2 separate regions of the Homo sapiens genome follow, and region 2 is linked to region 1. Evidence: read pairs that join two places in POLR2A ChIA-PET (ENCODE). Cell type or tissue: B cell. All regions are shown on one strand. Each heading gives the region's core, and the rest is flanking DNA. Links, peaks and the distances in the headings are about the cores only.

What was found. Peaks named below come from ENCODE experiments on the same cell type or tissue, not always from the same donor. Only the 100,000 strongest peaks of a DNase experiment are listed, where the experiment ranks them.
Region 2: POLR2A ChIA-PET joins it to region 1 with 5 read pairs; 2 of 35 experiments call an interaction of 5 or more read pairs at or near these places.

Annotation. Positions count from the first base shown.
Region 1 is chr6:35,927,709-35,930,630 of GRCh38, forward strand. No RefSeq gene overlaps it. Among named protein-coding and RNA genes, the nearest start is that of SRPK1, 8.1 kb to the left of the region's middle. In B cell, for the core only: no CTCF peak of the experiment used is centred there; no DNase peak of the experiment used is centred there.
Region 2 is chr6:36,114,137-36,117,058 of GRCh38, forward strand. It overlaps a transcript of MAPK14 not described here. Among named protein-coding and RNA genes, the nearest start is that of MAPK13, 15 kb to the right of the region's middle. RefSeq lists an enhancer at 1,102-1,181. In B cell, for the core only: no CTCF peak of the experiment used is centred there; a DNase peak (open chromatin) is centred at 1,095; H3K4me3 peaks cover 1,412 bases; H3K27ac peaks cover 2,500 bases.

The DNA of each region.
Region 1 (2,922 bases), core at 178-2,677:
TATAAATATAAGATTGGGGGCCCCTAAGAGGCTCCCAAGCCAGACAAAGATGCTCTGCTATACTTAGCATGTTCCAGGGGTCATGCAGACTTAGACAATAAAAATAATGAACTTAAGATCAAAAGTCTGACTAGGCACGGTGGCTCATGCCTGTAATCCCAGCACTTTGGAAGGCCAAGGCGGGCAGATCACCTGAGGTCAGGAGTTTGAGACCAGCCTGGCCAACATGGCAAAACCCTCTCTCTACTAAAAATACAAAAATTAGCCGGGCATGGTGGCTCATGTCTGTAATCCAAGCTACTTGGGAGGCTAAGGCAGGAGAACTGCTTGAACCTGGGAGACAGAGGTTTCAGGGAGCAGATGTCATACCACTGAACTCCAGCCTGGGTGACAGAGCGAGAATCCATCAAGATCAAAAGTCTTTACTGTTTCCTGAGCAGTGTGTAAACCTCCCAGACTCTTACGTGACCCTTGAGAGACAAGCTCTATAAGGACTGTGATTTAACTTCTCCATCATGGCAGGCTTGGGGGCACACTGAAGTCAATTTAGGAAATACATAGAAATGGACAACATGGCTTACACATTTGAGATCTGATTTCTACTGGCTATGCAATGTTAAATCCATTTTTTTGTTTCCTTCTTTCAAATACTTTCCACCATACTTACCCTCATGACAGACATTTACACTTCAGCCCTTAGGCTGTGAGAAGCAAAGAAGGAAAAAAATAGGCCTTGCTCTGTAGGATTTAATAGCTAACTCTTATATAACAATTACTGGCTGGGTGCGATGGCTCATGCCTGTAATCCCAACACTTTGGGAGGCCGAGGTGAGCAGATCACGAGGTCAGGAGTTGGAGACCAGCCTGACTAACATGGTGAAACCCCGTCTCTACTAAAAAAACAAAAATTAGCCAGGCATGGTGGCGCCCACCTGTAATCCCAGCTATACAGGAGGCTGAGGCAGGAGAATCGCTAGAACCCGGGAGGCGGAGGTTGCAGTGAGCTGAGGTCATGCCACTGCACTCGAACCTGGGTGACAGAGCGAGACTCCGTCTCAAACAAACAACAACAACAAAATTACTATTTACTAGTCACTGTTGTCCCACAACCCTGAAACCCTACAAGATAGGTACTATTCTTTTAATCTCTGACAGGAAAAAACTAAGGCACAACCAAGATCATGCAAGGTAATAAGAGGCAAGGTTTTGAATCTGGGAAGTCAGACTCTGGAATTCATACTCTCAGCCACACACTATATTACCTACCCAGTGTAGTGGGGGATGGATAGATAAGTAAGTAATTAAATACAATGTACAATGGTAGATGCAGAAGCTACCCTGGAAGCACAAGAAAAGAGGCCCCGTCAGCTCAGGATTTATAGAGAGGCAAGGAAAGAGGCATCTCTTGGATGAGTGACACCTGGACAGAGTTGGAAAGCATGAGTAGGTATCAGCTGCACACAAAAGGGAGGAAAGAAAACTCCAGTCAGAGAAAACAGCATGGTATCACAGAGGTATAAAATGTAAGGGGGCCAGGCACAGTGGCTCATGCCTGTAATCCCAGCACTTTGGGAGGCTGAGACGGGAGGATTGCTTGAGGTCAGGAGTTCAGGACCAGCCTGCGCAACAAACTGAGACCTTGTCTCTACAAAAAAAAAAAAAAAAAAAAAAAAATTTAAATAGCTGTGCATACTGGCAGGCACCTGGGGGCCCAGCTACTTGGGAGGCTGAGGCAGGAGGATTGCTTGAGCCCAGGAGGTTGTTGCAGTGACCCATAATTATGCCACTGTACTTCAGCTTGGGCGATAGAGTGAGACCCTCTCTCAAAACAAACAAAACATGTATATATATATACACACACACACACACACATATAATGCAAGCGGGGAGTGGTGAGAGATAGCTTGCCCACAAATATTTATGGGCCCCCTTCTTTTTTAGGCAGGTACTGTGTTTGGTGCTGGGGTAACAAATAGCAGGGATAGCACATCTAAGGAACTTGAACTTTCAAGCATTATGCTCCCTTACCCACTAAAATAATCTTAAAAACTAGCCCTAGGCAAAACACTCAACAAACCAGGAATGGAAAGGAATTTTCTCAACCTGATCAAGGTCATCTATGAAACACCCACAGCTAACATCATATTTAATGATGAAAGGCTGAATGCCCTCCCCCTAAGATCAGGAACCAGAGGAGGATGTCCACTCTCGCCATTCCTGTTCAGTACTGTGCTGGAGGTTCTAGCCAGAAACAATAGGCAAGAAAATTAAATAAAAGGCATACAGATTGGAAGGGAATTTGAAATTTTAAAATAAAGCTGTTATATCACAGTTTTGAATGTCATCCAATGGAATTTAAATATATATAGCAATTTGTTATGTACCATCATCCATTTATATAGAGAGATATATAAAGCAAAAGCACTCTTGGTACTATAATAAATTCTACATTACTCGTTTTTCTCCTTGAACTTGTCTTTCTATTCCATTTTGTTCTCACAGAAGTTTATCCTCTGCTAATTTTATGCTTGAAAGTCTTTTATCGATCATCCTTTCATACTTCTCTGCCACACAAATGTGCATTTATGTGGAAATTTAATTTGTAAAAACATTTCCTCGGACCATAATCCTTCGAAAAGTTCCTTACCTATTATTACAAGTATTATTATTGCATGATTAATCAAAGTAACATATAGCATCATTTTTCAATAAATGAAATTTTATTGCAAATGCATTTCAGTGTGATGGTATGTGATTTTTCTCAATGAGTCCTGCATCATTCTATTCCTTTTTTTTTTTTATTAAGAAAACTTACATAAAACAAGTAGATGGGAATGAAAAGGGGTTTGCTATAGCAATAGCATTCAGTTCTTTTGGAACTGTTTCCAAATAATGTGCCAAAAATCACACAACAATCATAGT
Region 2 (2,922 bases), core at 141-2,640, 190 kb after region 1:
CCCTTCCCCCAGTTGGGATAGCCAGAGATGTCTCCAGATGTTGTTGCCAAATGGCTTCTGGGGAACAAAATCATCCCTGGTTGAAAACCATGAATCTAACACTTCATCCCTCCTAATCTTGCAGAACACCAAAGCCTCTTTTCTTGAAAAAAGAGTTAACACCCACTGGCCTGTTGTAACTTAAAGAAGTAGTTTGGTGGCCGGGCACGGTGGCTCATGCCTGTAATCCCAGCACTTTGGGAGGCCGAGGTGGGCGGATCACCTGAGGTCAGGAGTTCAAAACCAGCCTGGCCAACATGGCAAAACCCTGTCTCTACTAAAAATACAAAAAATTAGCCGGGCTTGGTGGTGGGCACCTGTAATCCCAGCTACTTGGGAGGCTGAGGCAGGAGAATCGCTTGAACCTGGGAGGCGGAGGTTGCAGTGAGCCAAGATGACACCGCAGCACTCCAGCCTGGGCAACAAGAGTGGAACTCTGTTTAAAAAAAAAAAAAAAAAGTAGCTTGGCATCTTGGAGGAAAAGTACAAATTGGAAAGGCCTTTTTAGACTCAAATACATATTTTTAGGGGAAATATGTTTGGTACTGAATAAAGGTCATTTCATTTCTTAAAAAAAAACAGTAGGTTGAGTAAATTAAGTTATCCTTTGTTCAGAAGTTCTTTGCCATTATCCACAGGCAGAAAATCTGGTAATTAAACTGGGGGTATGACTACAAGATTTTCTTAGACCAGTAAGGAAATAACAAATCTCAATGTGCCTGGTGTGTTGTCGACACTCAAGATACTGGTTAGTCTGCATCTCACGAGTTGACAGGGGGCATCGAGGCTGTCTTGTTAGGGGGAGTTTGCAGCCTTCTGCATCTGGGAACAGTGTGTGTCTCTAAAGCCAACTGGGGAGAGAGCTTCTGAGGACAAATGGTCCTGAGGCAGTTTCTGGAAAACCCATTATTGAAGCCATAGGCTGTGGTCTAAGTACGCATAGCCAGTGGGATAATGTTATATTGCAGAGTTATTTGAGTAGTTCAATTTAAGGAAGGTGCTTTGTTTAGAAGTTATTATAAGTTAAATAAGGAAGTAACCTTCAGTTTGCAACTAAAAATAGAAACTGCCACCACCATTTGAGTGTCAGTTGCAGCAGAAAAGAAGAAGGTGTAAAACCACAGACCCAGCCTAGATTCTTAACAAAAACCAGTGGTTCTAAACTCTTGTCAGATCTATTACCCTTTGCATAACTAATATTTTATAATACCTCTTTTATAATGCTGAGGTGAAATTCATAGATAATTCACACAATTTCAAAGAAAATATAATGATCCAATATAAATGACAAAGGAAAAATACGAATACATTTCCATATATAAGTGCTGGCTGGGCATGGTGGCTCGCACCTGTAATCCCGGCACTTTGGGAGGCTGAGGCGGGCAGAACACTTGAGGTCAGGAGTTTAGGATGAGCCTGGCCAACATGGAGAAACCCGTCTCTACAGAAAATTTTTAAAACGTTAACTGGGGCGGGGCGCAGTGGCTTACACCTGTAATCACAGCACTTTGGGAGGCTGAGGCAAGTGGATCACTCGCCATCCTGGCCAACATGGTGAAACCCCATCTCTACTAAAAATACGAAATTAGTACAAGATAGAAAAATTAGTCAGCTGTGGTGGCACCCACCTGGGTCCCAGCTACTCAGGAGGCTGAGGCGGGAAAATTGCTTGAACCTGGGAGGTGGATCTTGCAGTAAGCTGAGATCATGCCACTGCACTCCAGCCTGGGCAACAGAGGGAGACTCCGTCTCAAAAAAAAAAAAAAAAATGAAAAAATAAAAAGTTATCTGGGCATGGTGGCACACACCTGTAGTCCCAGCTACTGAGGAGGCTGAGGCAGGAAGATTGCTTAAGCCATGGAGGTTGAGGCTGCAGTGAGCCATGATCATTCCACTGCACTCCAGCCTGGGTGACAGAGTGAGACCCTGTCTAAAAAAAAATAAAAAGTAAATTCTCAGGCATAGCTACATAAAAGAAATAATGAAGTAGTTAGATGCTTGTACCTATACATAGAATCACCTTGAATATGACAGCTCCAAATGCGTACTGATACAGTTGTGTTGTCTTGACAACTCAGATACCATGGCTGACTGCTGTCAGTCATGATTTTTCTGAAAGTGGTAAGCAACTCTTGGTAAAAATTTCAAACAAACAATTAGAATCTTTTTTTTTTTTTGGACAGGGTCTCAGTCTGTTGCCCAGCCTGGAGAACTTTTTTATTTACTCAGTTGTGATCCTGGGAAATGTAAGTATATTAATATGCAGAAAAGTATTTGTTTGATATGTAAAACCAAGTTACAGTCTAGGCTCAGATAATCATAAATAGTTTTTTCCACCTTCATGAATGTCCAGCAGGATGTTTGTAATGTGAAGCAATTCTTGTTAAGAATCCCACTCTGCACAGTGGCCCGTGCATGCTCATATCAGTAATACTCCTGATCAGTATGATAACCAAAAATGGCCCCAGAGATTTCAGTGCACCCGCTGAGAACTGCTGACAGATCAAATGACTCTGGGACACCTGGAGTCCTAAGAAGTGAAACCTCCACAATGCAGGACAGACCTGGCTCCCTATGGTCTTCCTTCCTTCCTTCACCTCCTTCCCCCTACTTTCCTTACCTCCCTACTAAAAAGTAGTTCTTTTAATGAACTGCTACTGTATGTTAGGCAATTTACATTCTTGCATATTCTATACAAGTAATGTCTCTTTCTCAGTCACGTTACAACTGAGGCTAGATTCAACAGACTATCCTGATATCAACGTTGAAAGACTCCTGGTTCCAAAGAGTTTTATAGCATTGGTGTTAGACAATCCTCTTTTGGTTTTTTTAAAGAAAATTTAAAAAAATTAATTCAGCATAATTTCCATAAGGACTCCCTGG